Regions from separate parts of the Homo sapiens genome. Here region 2 is linked to region 1. Evidence: chromatin contacts called from ENCODE Hi-C or POLR2A ChIA-PET data. All regions are on one chromosome and are shown on one strand. The core of a region is the stretch at or near the end of the contact, and the rest is flanking DNA. Distances in the headings are between cores, read along the strand shown.

Region 1 (6,893 bases), core at 1,166-3,665:
TTTCAAACGTGTCTGCAGCAGGCTCTCAGCATGGACTCTCTGCCTCCAAACATCCACCTCCTCATCGGAAAATGGATGGGAGTGCCTGCCTGGAGCAGCTGGTGGGAGAGCGCAGCGCCAGCACGTAGGACACACTCGGTTCATGGGCTGATGCCGTTCGCATTGACTGCCTCTTCAGCTGGGTGTTGAGCCACACCTTGGAGTCACCAGTCTTTGGAGACCAAGTCTGCTACTTTTTTCTCTAAAGTGACAATCCTCTGAAACCTCCAGATCATCTTGAAGCCCCCGTCTGAAAGTTGCCCAGAGCCAGTGCCTCACCTGCTGTTCCTTGTTCACTTTTTCACGGGAGGCCTTGCAGGGCTTTATGACAAGATTTTATGGGTGGCTGCCCAGCATCATTGTGACTCGTGAGACAGAGAGAAACCAGTTGTAACCATGTAGACAGTGGAAGTGATAGGGAGAAAAGAGGTGAGGGGACTCTTCAATCCGAAGGGAAATGAAGTCTAAGCAGGCGCACCCTGCAGGTTCAGTGTCAAGCCCAGGGCCTGGCCCCAGGGTGTGGTATTTGTTGACTGGGTGTGTGGACCCTGGGAGAAAGTCTGAGAATGAATGTTCCTCTTAGAGGTAGAGAGTGGAAGGTGACTCTGTGTGTACTTGGAATTAGTGATTTCTGTACAGATGATTCTTTTAGAATCATCATGAGTATTTTTCTCTTTCAGACCCAAGAAACTCGAGAGATCTTACATTTCCACTATACCACATGGCCTGACTTTGGAGTCCCTGAATCACCAGCCTCATTCTTGAACTTTCTTTTCAAAGTCCGAGAGTCAGGGTCACTCAGCCCGGAGCACGGGCCCGTTGTGGTGCACTGCAGTGCAGGCATCGGCAGGTCTGGAACCTTCTGTCTGGCTGATACCTGCCTCTTGCTGGTAAGGAGGCCCTCGCGGGTGCCCTGGGGAGCTCCTCTACCTGCTCTGCTGTGATGTTTTTTCCTAAGTAGAAACTGAAGCGCTCCTCTTCCAAAATACAGAGACTCACTGTGTTAGTCTGTTTTTGCGTTACTAATAAAGGCGTACCTGAGACTCGGTAATTTGTAAAGAAAAGAGGTTTAACTGGCTCCCGGTTCTGCAGGCTGTACAAGCATGGCACCAGCATCTGCTCGGCTCCTGGGGAGGCCTCAGGGAGCTTCCAGTCATGGTGGAAGGTGAAGGGGAGCAGGAGCAAGAGATGGGGGAGGTCCCAGACTCTTAACCAGCTCTCTTGTGAATGCATTGCCTCAGGGAGGGCACCAAGCCTTTCATGAGGGACCTGTCCCCCTGACCCAGACACCTCCCACCCAGCCCCACCTCCAACACTAGGGATCACATTTCAGCATGAGATTGGGAGGGGACAGACATCTAACGGTGTTATTAACGTTGCCCTTGAGAATTGGACCTGGCTGACTTATATCTCCTCTCTGGCTTTCAGATGGACAAGAGGAAAGACCCTTCTTCCGTTGATATCAAGAAAGTGCTGTTAGAAATGAGGAAGTTTCGGATGGGGCTGATCCAGACAGCCGACCAGCTGCGCTTCTCCTACCTGGCTGTGATCGAAGGTGCCAAATTCATCATGGGGGACTCTTCCGTGCAGGTCAGCATTGCCTTTGTTTGAATCCAGGTGTGACCATTTTAACTTTTTTGTCTTTGAAGGAGGCTGTCAGTTGTAAAAGTTCAAACACCGTCTGGTGTCAGGGGAAATAGCTACCCTTCATGTTTAAAATAGCTAGAAAGTTGTCAAAATGTTCACCATGTTGCACTTTGTGCCTTTGAAGTGCTCACATAGAGAGCATTGATAGGAAGACGAGACTTTATTTTCAAAAGATTTCATCTTCCAAGTACATGGCTGCAGCCCTGAGAGGCCGAGAGCCCCTCGCCAAGCCGTCACCTCTGCTCATGCAAAGGGATTTCCTGACAAACCAGCCGAAGTGAACACTAATAGGACTTCCTCTTGCTGCTCTTTCAAGGATCAGTGGAAGGAGCTTTCCCACGAGGACCTGGAGCCCCCACCCGAGCATATCCCCCCACCTCCCCGGCCACCCAAACGAATCCTGGAGCCACACAATGGGAAATGCAGGGAGTTCTTCCCAAATCACCAGTGGGTGAAGGAAGAGACCCAGGAGGATAAAGACTGCCCCATCAAGGAAGAAAAAGGAAGCCCCTTAAATGCCGCACCCTACGGCATCGAAAGGTAATATGATTGGGTCCCAGCTTGTTGGGGTGAGGGGAAATGACTTTCTGTTCTAGAAACACACGCTGGTACTGAAACCCTGTGGATGCAGCCTCCTGTTGGCAAGCAGCGCTTCCGCATCCTTGGGGAACAGGGCGCGTGGACCACAGCCACTCCACTCCTGGCTGCTGGAGGTCCGGTATTGGGCACAGGGTGGCCGCAGGACATGAGCCACTTCTGTGGGCTTCTAGTGCCACCTTGTGGTGCTTGTTGGAATGAGGGGCTCGGAGCCACCGAGTAGGGTTTTTCTGCCCCCCCTGACGACAGCGCCCTCCCCCAGGTTTCCGGACAGTCCTGAAATGTGATGTCCAGGCTTGAGTGCCCTCAGTCCCCACAGTGGTCCTTTGGGGAATGTAACCTTTTTTATGTGGTCTTGATTAAATCCCATTTTACTTCCTTGCAGGTTAACAACCATTATTGAGTACCTATTGATATGTGTGGTGTACTGAGTTAACTAGAACATGTCCCCTGGTCTGTGTTCTAGACCATCTTGCTGGGAAAAAGGCAGACCCAAAGCATATTTTGGTGGGGGCCCATGGACAGTGATGTGATAGAGGTGTCCGCTGAGGTGGTCAGGGAAGGCTGCTTGCAGTAGGTGGCCGTGCACGGAAAGTTTGCAGAATGAGCAGGTGTTAGTTCCAGCTGGAGATGACTGCCGGCTGTGCCCTTGGTACCTGCTTTCTGGAGGGAAGTTTTAAGACGTGTGCATACTTGACCCAGCAGTTGTATACATGGAGAAATTTACTTTGCAGCAACTCTCAAAACAAGCGTGTAAAGATGTGTATAGGTAGTTGTGTTTGTTGTGGCATTGTTTGTAGTAGTGAAAAATTAGAGACAGGCCAATGATATAACCAGGGACCTGATCAATTATGTTCTCTCCCGGTGTTGGGATATTCTGTAGCTCTTAAAGAATGAGATCTGGGTGTACTGATGTGGCCAGACATTGCAATTGCAGTACATGAGAAGGCAAATCATACAGTAGTGTGTACACCAGTGAGTCCTCCAGCCAGATAAATCCTCACAGTGACCAGTCGCCCAGGCACCTTGTGAACCCTACCCTGGGTGTGGGTGCTATCTGAAGTACCTGGGGGAGGGGGTGACAAGTGGACTTCAGGCTGATGTGGGCCCTGGCCTGGCCCTCCCTCCAAGCAGAGGGGGCTGGCTCGCTGGAAGGTTAACATCATCCAACTCTGTCTACACGTGGCTTGTTTTTTCCTAGAATTCCTGCCACAATAGCAGCATCCTTGCCATTCATTTTCTCCAAAGTGAGTAACCCATCTCTGCCCTCTGATTCCTCAGCATGAGTCAAGACACTGAAGTTAGAAGTCGGGTCGTGGGGGGAAGTCTTCGAGGTGCCCAGGCTGCCTCCCCAGCCAAAGGGGAGCCGTCACTGCCCGAGAAGGACGAGGACCATGCACTGAGTTACTGGAAGCCCTTCCTGGTCAACATGTGCGTGGCTACGGTCCTCACGGCCGGCGCTTACCTCTGCTACAGGGTATGTTTCCACTGACAGACGCGCTGGCGAGATGCTCGTGTGCAGAGAGCACTGGCCGCTAGCCCGATGGTAGGATTCAGTTCTGTGGTGCATCTGAGCCAGTCTCAGAAGAAACAGATCAAAGGTTTTTAAAGTCTGGAACTGTGGAAGGGCTAACAAGAGAATTAAGGATCGATGCACTGGGGTTTTAAGGAGCCCTCTGGTCCCAAGAATATAAGAGTCTAATCTCAGGGCCTTAACCTATTCAGGAGTAAGTAGAGAAAATGCCAAATACGTCTGTTTCTCTCTCTCTTTTTTTTTTTATTCCTTTGTTTTTGGAAAAAAATAGAGTTACAACACATTGTTGTTTTTAACCTTTATAAAAAGCAGCTTTTTGTTATTTCTGGAACAAAAAAAAACAAAGTAGGCACTTATGAAACTTTCTCATACCCTTAGGTGATGTAATCAGCCATATAATTTATATTTGATTTCCCAGGGAAGGAATCCCAAACTTTTACGAATGTAAACTCCCTTGGAGAAGAGGGTTAGGACGCTGTTGCGCTCAAGCCCCCCTCAGCTGTGTGCACACTGAGCCAGGACAGGGTCTTTGAGCTTTCCCACTATAAGAAGAACAGCAACAAAAGGCCGTCTAGAAAAACAGAACCTGCCTCTGCTTCTGCTCAGGGTGTCCCCGCTGGGTTTCCATTGTCCTTTCTCCATTGCTCCCTCCTGTGACAGCCATCTTGCTCATGTACCAGCCCTCATCACCCCATCCCCATAAATGGGTGTCCTCGAGGCCTCTGCCTGGGGGTCAGAGGTCACCACAGGGTGGCCATTGGCATGTCAACCCGCTGTTAATTCAGAGAAGTGGGCTCCACCTCATTGGGAGAAGTGCCATTTCAGCAGAAATTCACACGTTAGACGTGTGTTGCTGTTAAGTAAGGGGAAGAGAGAGGACTAGCCTCAGAGCTCTGGCCATGGAAATGACCTCCTAAGACTTTTTCGTGGTTTTAAATATTTTACCTCTTTCCAGGTGGCATCTGAGTACATCAGATGGTTTTGCAAAATGCAAACAATTTTTTCCTTGGGGATGATTTTTGGGGAGAGGGGGCTACTGTAAAAAATAAAACCAAAACCCCCTTTGCTCCCTCGGAGGTTGAAGTTGCCGGGGGGTGTGGCCGGGGTCATGCATGAGGCGACAGCTCTGCAGGTGCGGGTCTGGGCTCATCTGAACTGTTTGGTTTCATTCCAGTTCCTGTTCAACAGCAACACATAGCCTGACCCTCCTCCACTCCACCTCCACCCACTGTCCGCCTCTGCCCGCAGAGCCCACGCCCGACTAGCAGGCATGCCGCGGTAGGTAAGGGCCGCCGGACCGCGTAGAGAGCCGGGCCCCGGACGGACGTTGGTTCTGCACTAAAACCCATCTTCCCCGGATGTGTGTCTCACCCCTCATCCTTTTACTTTTTGCCCCTTCCACTTTGAGTACCAAATCCACAAGCCATTTTTTGAGGAGAGTGAAAGAGAGTACCATGCTGGCGGCGCAGAGGGAAGGGGCCTACACCCGTCTTGGGGCTCGCCCCACCCAGGGCTCCCTCCTGGAGCATCCCAGGCGGGCGGCACGCCAACAGCCCCCCCCTTGAATCTGCAGGGAGCAACTCTCCACTCCATATTTATTTAAACAATTTTTTCCCCAAAGGCATCCATAGTGCACTAGCATTTTCTTGAACCAATAATGTATTAAAATTTTTTGATGTCAGCCTTGCATCAAGGGCTTTATCAAAAAGTACAATAATAAATCCTCAGGTAGTACTGGGAATGGAAGGCTTTGCCATGGGCCTGCTGCGTCAGACCAGTACTGGGAAGGAGGACGGTTGTAAGCAGTTGTTATTTAGTGATATTGTGGGTAACGTGAGAAGATAGAACAATGCTATAATATATAATGAACACGTGGGTATTTAATAAGAAACATGATGTGAGATTACTTTGTCCCGCTTATTCTCCTCCCTGTTATCTGCTAGATCTAGTTCTCAATCACTGCTCCCCCGTGTGTATTAGAATGCATGTAAGGTCTTCTTGTGTCCTGATGAAAAATATGTGCTTGAAATGAGAAACTTTGATCTCTGCTTACTAATGTGCCCCATGTCCAAGTCCAACCTGCCTGTGCATGACCTGATCATTACATGGCTGTGGTTCCTAAGCCTGTTGCTGAAGTCATTGTCGCTCAGCAATAGGGTGCAGTTTTCCAGGAATAGGCATTTGCCTAATTCCTGGCATGACACTCTAGTGACTTCCTGGTGAGGCCCAGCCTGTCCTGGTACAGCAGGGTCTTGCTGTAACTCAGACATTCCAAGGGTATGGGAAGCCATATTCACACCTCACGCTCTGGACATGATTTAGGGAAGCAGGGACACCCCCCGCCCCCCACCTTTGGGATCAGCCTCCGCCATTCCAAGTCAACACTCTTCTTGAGCAGACCGTGATTTGGAAGAGAGGCACCTGCTGGAAACCACACTTCTTGAAACAGCCTGGGTGACGGTCCTTTAGGCAGCCTGCCGCCGTCTCTGTCCCGGTTCACCTTGCCGAGAGAGGCGCGTCTGCCCCACCCTCAAACCCTGTGGGGCCTGATGGTGCTCACGACTCTTCCTGCAAAGGGAACTGAAGACCTCCACATTAAGTGGCTTTTTAACATGAAAAACACGGCAGCTGTAGCTCCCGAGCTACTCTCTTGCCAGCATTTTCACATTTTGCCTTTCTCGTGGTAGAAGCCAGTACAGAGAAATTCTGTGGTGGGAACATTCGAGGTGTCACCCTGCAGAGCTATGGTGAGGTGTGGATAAGGCTTAGGTGCCAGGCTGTAAGCATTCTGAGCTGGGCTTGTTGTTTTTAAGTCCTGTATATGTATGTAGTAGTTTGGGTGTGTATATATAGTAGCATTTCAAAATGGACGTACTGGTTTAACCTCCTATCCTTGGAGAGCAGCTGGCTCTCCACCTTGTTACACATTATGTTAGAGAGGTAGCGAGCTGCTCTGCTATATGCCTTAAGCCAATATTTACTCATCAGGTCATTATTTTTTACAATGGCCATGGAATAAACCATTTTTACAAAAATAAAAACAAAAAAAGCAAGGTGTTTTGGTATAATACCTTTT
Region 2 (6,893 bases), core at 3,258-5,757, 240 kb before region 1:
ACCCCACATCATGAAGGCTGATCGGCTTTTGAAGGCGAGACCTTCATTCTAAAGGTCACAGCTGTATGAGCCGTGTTTATTAGAGCTTATTTTAAATTGCTCCCTCAACCCTGTGAAAGGCGGGAAGTCTTAAAATTACTTCTCCCCAAAACTGGCGCCACCCAACCCTGGAAGTTCTCTGACTTGTTTCATAAGGAATTATTAATTATGATTTGTTTTTATAATTGTCCACTTGGAGTCTTGGATGACACACGCTCAGACTTGCCCATCCTTTTTTAAAAGAAGGAATCAAAAGTTCATGGAAATCAGTTATATTTAATGAGTGGAATTACTTGGGCTCAGTCCTGGATTAACTGTGTGACCTTGGGCAAACCCCTTCCCTCTCTGAGCCTCTGTTTTTCTAGCTGTAGGAGGAAGAGTGTGGATTAATATCTCTCATAGGATTTAGAATATGTATTTCCTGCCAGTCGCCATGGCTCACGCCTGTTATCCCAGCACTTTGGGAGGCCGAGGTGGGAGGATCATTTGAGGCCAGGAGTTTGAGAGAAGCCTGGCCAACATGGGGAAACCCTGTCTCTACTAAAAATGCAAAACTTAGCCAGGCGTGTTGGCGCATGCCTGTAATCCTAGCTACTTGGGAGGCTGAGGCACAGGAATCATTTGAACCTGGGAGGCAAAAGTTTCAGTGAACCGAGATCATGTCACTACACTCCAGCCTGGGCAACAGAGCAAGACCTTGTCTCAAAAAACAAACAAACAAACAAAATATGTATATGTGTGTGTGTGTGTGTATATATATATATATACACACACACACACACACACACACACATATGTATATTTCCCAGACCATAAATATGCCAGGGGTATATGAAGAGGTTTTAAGTTGTACATGGATGGACATTTTATAAGTTGTATTTTTTATTTCAATTCTTAAAATTTCATAGTATTACAACATTTCATTTGTAAATGCAGACATTTCTTATTGTTAGGATGGTCAATGAGGAGGAGGAGCTCTGCTTCATGCAGTCAGTCACTCAGGAATCTGACAGATGGGGGCTCAGTCATCTGCAACAGGTAGCTTCCAAGGTCTCCCTGAGGATCAACATCCAGCCAGCTGCCAGAAGAGGTGATAGAGGAGAAACCCATGCTCAACCAGCTCAGCCGAGAATGACGTACACATCAGTTCCCCTCACATTTCACTGGATAGAATTTATCACATGGTTCCACCTAGATGCAAAGGCAGTTGGGAAATGTAGTCTCCTGGGTGGGTGACTGCTTACCTACAACACTTAGGAGGAGGAGTATGAGTCTTTGGTGGATCCTTGGTCATCTCTGTCTCAGTATTCTCTTTTTATTTTTATTTTATTTTACTTTATTTATTTATTTTTTGAGACAGAATCTTGCTCTGACTCCCAGGCTGGCATGCAGATAGTACCATCTCAGCTCACTGCAACCTCAGCCTCCTGGTTTAAGCACTTCCCCCTGCCTCAGGCTCCTCAGTAGCTGGGATTACAGAGGTGCACCACCAGTTAATTTTTGTGTTTTTAGTAGAGACGAAGTTTCGCCATGTTGGCCAGGCTAGTCTCAAACTCCTGACCTCAAGTGATCCACCCACCCTGGCCTTCCAAAGTGCTGGGATTACAGACGTGAGCCACCACACCTGGCCAGTAAGTTGGCAGCAGTGGGATTCAAACCCATGCCTCTGAAGAGACTGGAGTCTTAATACAGTGCCTTAGACCGCTCGGCCACCCTACCTCCGTGGAAAATATTATTCTCTCTTTAAATAAATAAGTTGAAGGACAGAGATTTGCCACCTCACTTCTCAATGAATTAAAATACAATATACAATTTTCTATAGGTGGGAGGGCTCATTTGATGCAATGCTAAGGTTTACTGTTCAGCTGTGGTAATCAAGACAGTCTGGTTGGCAGAGGGACAGATGCATGCAACAGTGGAACAGAGTAGAGAACCCAAGAATAGACACGCACAAATGTGCCCAAAAGATTTTTGACAAAGATGCAAAAGCAGTTCAATGGAAGATAAAAAGCCTTTTCAACAGATCGTGCTGGGGCAATTTGACATCCACACGCAAGAAACAAAGCACATTGACCTAAACCTCACACGTTATACAAAACTTCACTCAAAATGGATCATAGACTTAAAGATAAAACATAAAGCTATAAAACATTTAGAAAAAAGCAGGAGAAAATCAGTCTTCAGAATCTAAGGCTAGGCAAAGAATTACTAGATGTGAAAACCAAAAGCACAATTCATAAAAGGAAAAAAATTGATAAATCGGACCTCATCAAAGTTGAAAACTTTTAACCCATGAGAGGCCCAATTAAGAGGAGGAAAAGACAAGCTACAGATTAGGAGAATATATTTGCAAACTGCATATCTGACAAAGAACTAGTACCTAGAATTCTTAAAACTTGACGGAATTCTCGAGAACTCTCAAAAGTCAGCAGTTAAAAAAATCCAAATAGAAAATGAGCAAAAGACACAAACAAATATTTCACTGAAAAGAACATGCAGATGGAAATAAACACATGAAAAAATGTTCAACATCATTAGCCATTAGGGAAATGCAAATTAAGGCCACAATCGGATATTGCTACACACCTATCAGAATGACCAAAATAAAAAACGATGGGAACTTTCGCATTCAATCACTGGTGAGGAATGGAGACACTAGAACACTCATACATTCCTGATGGGAATGTAAAACGGTACCGTATTCTGGAAAACAGTTTTTTAAAAACTGCCTTATGACTTGGCAGTTGCAATCCTGGACATAAAAATGAAAACTTATGTTTGTGCAAAAACTTATGCTCAAATCTTCATAGCAGCTCTCTTCATAATAGGCAAAAACTGGTAAACCACCCGGAAGCCTGTCTATGGTTTTTTTTAACTAAAAAAAGCTGTGTTATATCCATACTATGGACTGCTACTTGCAATACAAAGGAATAAAATATTGATAACACACAATTTGAATAAATCTTCAGAGAATTATGCTGAGTGAAAAAAACCAGTCCTCAAAGGTTACATAAACTATATGATTCCATTTATGTAACATTCTTGAAACCACACAATTATAGAAATGGAGAACAGATTAGTGGTTGCCATGGCTCGGGGGCAGGGTTGGGGGTGGGAGATGGGTTTGGTTATACAAGGGCAATGAGGGATCCTCGTGGTGATAGAAATGTCTGTATCTTGACTATATCACTGTCAATATCTTTATTGTGACTGTTAACATTGGGGGAAACTGGAAAGGGTATATGGACTCTCTCTGTTTATTTCTTACAACTGCATGTAAATCTATAATAATCTCAAAAGAATACATTTTAAAAAGAATATATTATACAATTTTCTATACCCAGACACTACTAAATATAATTATATCTTTGGTAACACAGACACACTGTTCTCAGATAACGGAAGTAGTGCGGTGATTATGTGTGTGACTTGACAATGGGATGGGCTGGGTTCAAATCTCAGCTACCAGTCCCTTCACCTCCTTGGGCCTCAGTTTCCACACCTGCAGGTGCTGAGCAATGAGAGGAACTGTCTCGTGGGGTTGCTGGGGGGACACGATGACGTGATTCATGAGACATGCAGAGCACAATGCTCACTTGCAGTGGCTGCCCAGTAAATGAAATTGCCACTTTTCCGGGCTGTAGAAAAGGCTACAGGTAGAGGCAGGCAGAGGATTGGACCCGAGAGCATCCTCTGAGAGCTCTAGATTGGGATCATGTCTCACCAGCCAGGGGGTTTGTTTTGACTTCTTTCTTGCAGGGAAGTGTCTGCTGAGTGGTCCATTCCACTCCCCTGAGTTTGGCCTGGTCGCTTCTTGTCTGCCCTCTGGACCCCGGTGGGTGCAAACTTTCATGGGTGTCTCTCCACCTGGAGCCTGTGGTTGGGACTGCTCAGGTGGGGACACAGCCTGGGGGGTGATCCTCTGTAAGGCAAAATGGAGCAGGAGTGGAACCCATGCCTACTGCATACCTATTGTGTGCCTTGTGACTTACGTGCTGCAGCTCACGGAATTCTCCCAACAACTTTGAGCAGTAGGTGCTATAATCACTCCTGCGTGATCCAGAGAAAACCGAGACTTGGTGAGGGGAATGGACTTGTCCAAGGTTGTGCAACTAGTAGGTGGCAGAGCTGAGATCTGAGCCCTGGTCTGTCTGATTTAAATCCAGAATCATTTTCACTGTTGATAATAACCTCACCACTTATTAAGTATCTACTAGAGTAATCAATATGCTAGCTCTTTCCATTGAGGTATGATCACCTTTCCATTTTAGAGAAGAGGAAATAGGGGTTAGGCAAGGTGCATTGCCAAGATGGACAACAGCTCTCAAAAAACAGCCAACCTTGCAGCCAACGGGCAGCTTTCTTGTGTGCCCCCAACCCCACCTGTAGCTCCAGCCCAGCTCAGCCAAGATCACTCAAGCTTTGGGACTTTTAAATGCTGAGTCAGCAAACAGCCCCTACCTTGAGATACTCTGCCTAGGCAGACTGTGGTTGTTTGCACTTCAGCTTCAGGCCTCCAGGGTCAGCTGAGATAGCAAGACCTTCCCCTGGGGGCTGGATGGGGTCATTGGGAGCCACTGAGAGACCCTTTCCCCACTTGGCCTGGCAGACAGAGTGGCAGTTGGAAGAGGCTCGAGGTGGCTGTGGTGGTAACAACTTCCTTTTGAGTAATAACATTTACTGAAAAGCAATTCTGCTTTTAGCACCAGAAGTTCACCATCCTTGCAAGCAGGCGCCTAAGAATACCTTCATTCAACCACAGTTCAGAGATTCACAGACTTCCTTTTGCACTCCCTCCAGGAGAGTTTCACATTTGGTGTTGAGGGAAAACCAAATACCACAATTATTGGAGGGGGTGGGAGGGGTGTTGAGAGGGAGGTGATGCGAAGGAGGCCAGGTGGCATCAACCACAGCCCCCAAGGCCTCACAGGCAGCCTCTGGGCAGCGGCTCAGCCTCTCGCCCTCAGTTACTGGAAAGACAGCGGACGAGCTCATAATGAAACCGACAGGCTGACAATTTATCTTCCTTTTACAAGAAAAAGAAAGTGATTGTCCTTCAAACAAGCATGACTTTGGAAGCCAGGGACTTACCCTGGCCACTCTGCAAATTAGAGACAGAGCCAGGCTGCTCCAGAGGCCCCGAGCCCCTGCCTGTCACCCCCAATTAGCGCTGGAGTTCTTTAGGCTCGTTTTTTCTATTGCCCAAAATCCAGTCTACTGGGGCATAATGGGGACTTATGGAAAGAAAAAAATCCAATCTGCACTTGGGAGGGGATAGCCTTAAATGTTAGGCACTCACCGCAGGCAGCTGGGGGTGGCTGAGGGCAAGGGAGAAGGCATGGGTGGGGAAGGAGGGGATGTGCCAGGCAGAGCCAGGAGGCTCCAAAAAGCAGCTCTAAAAAGCTCTCCCCCTCCCAGCAATCCAGCCTCCTGACTCACGCCAGACACAGAGGCAGCTGATGGGATGGGAAGAGGCTGGCTTTGGGAGCCACAGGGATGTGGGGGCAAACTCCAGCTCTGCCACTTGCTGGCTGTGTGACCTTGGGTGGGTAACTTCACCTCTCTGAGACTCAGTTTCCTCACCTTTAAGATGAGGATGAGTATAGGAGGTCAGGACATGACCTTCCTGTGCTCAAAACCCTCCCACGGCTCCCACCTCACTTGGCAGAAAGTCAAAGATCTCTGTGGCCTACCAGGCCCTACAAGATCTTTCCCATGCTTCCCTTATAACCTCATCTCTCTCTCTCTGTCTCTTTTTTTTTTTTTTTTTTTAAGACAGGGTCTCACTTTGTCACCCAGGCTGGAGTGCAGTGGTGCCAACACATCTCACTACAGCCTCAACCTCCTGGGCTCAAGTCATCCTCTCACCTCAGCCTCCCAGATAGGTAGGACTACAGACACATGCCTCCACGGCCAGCTAATTTTTGTATTTTTTGTAGTAGAGATGGGGTTTTGCCATGTTGCCCAGGCTGGTCTCGAACTCCTGAGCTCAAGTGATCTGCCCACCTTGGCCTTCCAAAGTGCTTGGGATTACAGGTGTGAGTCACCGCGCCTGGCCCATCTCCTCTTACTCACTCTCTCTGGTTCCCTCTACCCCTGCCACACTGGGCTCCTCTTTGTTCCTCCAACATGCTAAGCACACGCCTACCTCGGGGCTTTTGCACACACTGTTTCCGCTGCCTTCAGCATCCTTCCTCCAGATAGCCACAGGGCTTCTTCCCTCTCCTGATCTGGGTGTCTGCTTAAATGACCCCGGGGGTCCTGCTCTGACCCCCGGCCCTTCCAAATTGCTCCCCTGGCCTTACCTCTTCACCCTGCGTGAATGTTTTCCCATAACACTGACCACTACTTGACACAATAATTTAGGGGGTTCATAACTCCCCATTGGCCAGACTGTAAGCTCCCAGCAGGCAGAGGCCAGTTCTCCACTGTCCTCCATTAAATCTCAGAGCCTGGCACATAGGGGGCACTCATCCAGCATTGAATGAACAGATGCAGGGTTTTGTGGTGAGAAGGGAAGAAGGACGTGTGTGGCGGGTTCAGCACCAGCCCAGGGTGCGTGCTCACTGTCACTTCTTCTCTCCTCTGCCCAGCACCAGCCCCATGTCATGTGCTTGTTGAATTCCTACAATGGAAGGATGCATTTTACAGATGCAGGAATGAGACCACAGAGCCCAAGCGACTGTCTCAGCCCGCAGCGGGGCAAGGCTTTGAATTCTGGTCTGCGGGTCTCTTGGCCTCCAGGACAATGGTGACAGTGTCCAGTCTGACTTGGGGTCTGGGTGAGAGAAATGGCTGGTGGGGCCATCAGACTCTTGAGAAGAGGCCCTGGCTTTGAGGATCTCCAGCCGACA

The links. Hi-C counts contacts between places; a loop is a spot of excess contacts on that map. ChIA-PET counts read pairs that join two places held with the same protein, here RNA polymerase II (POLR2A). Pooled maps may share reads with other maps.
Region 2: a loop to region 1 is called in a map with no recorded cell type, with 2.8 times the contacts of the local background. The contact joins two enhancer-like sites. A Hi-C loop is called at or near these places in 4 of 37 single-sample maps with no recorded cell type and 9 of 50 pooled maps. POLR2A ChIA-PET finds 5 or more read pairs at or near these places in 2 of 52 experiments (activated CD4-positive, alpha-beta T cell and activated naive CD4-positive, alpha-beta T cell).

The regions. Positions count from the first base shown.
Region 1 is chr20:50,577,701-50,584,593 of GRCh38, forward strand. It overlaps PTPN1 (protein tyrosine phosphatase non-receptor type 1), which reads left to right. Exons shown (of 10, transcript NM_002827.4): 6 at 720-929; 7 at 1,468-1,629; 8 at 2,003-2,226; 9 at 3,565-3,760; 10 at 4,992-6,893. The coding sequence ends at 5,015. Among named protein-coding and RNA genes, the nearest start is that of MIR645, 4.6 kb to the right of the region's middle. Within about 2 kb of position 2,416, at least 3 of the 41 ENCODE cell types and tissues checked have a DNase peak (open chromatin) inside an H3K27ac peak, as active enhancers do.
Region 2 is chr20:50,334,129-50,341,021 of GRCh38, forward strand. No RefSeq gene overlaps it. Among named protein-coding and RNA genes, the nearest start is that of LINC01271, 16 kb to the left of the region's middle. RefSeq lists an enhancer at 4,986-5,185. Within about 2 kb of position 4,508, at least 14 of the 41 ENCODE cell types and tissues checked have a DNase peak (open chromatin) inside an H3K27ac peak, as active enhancers do.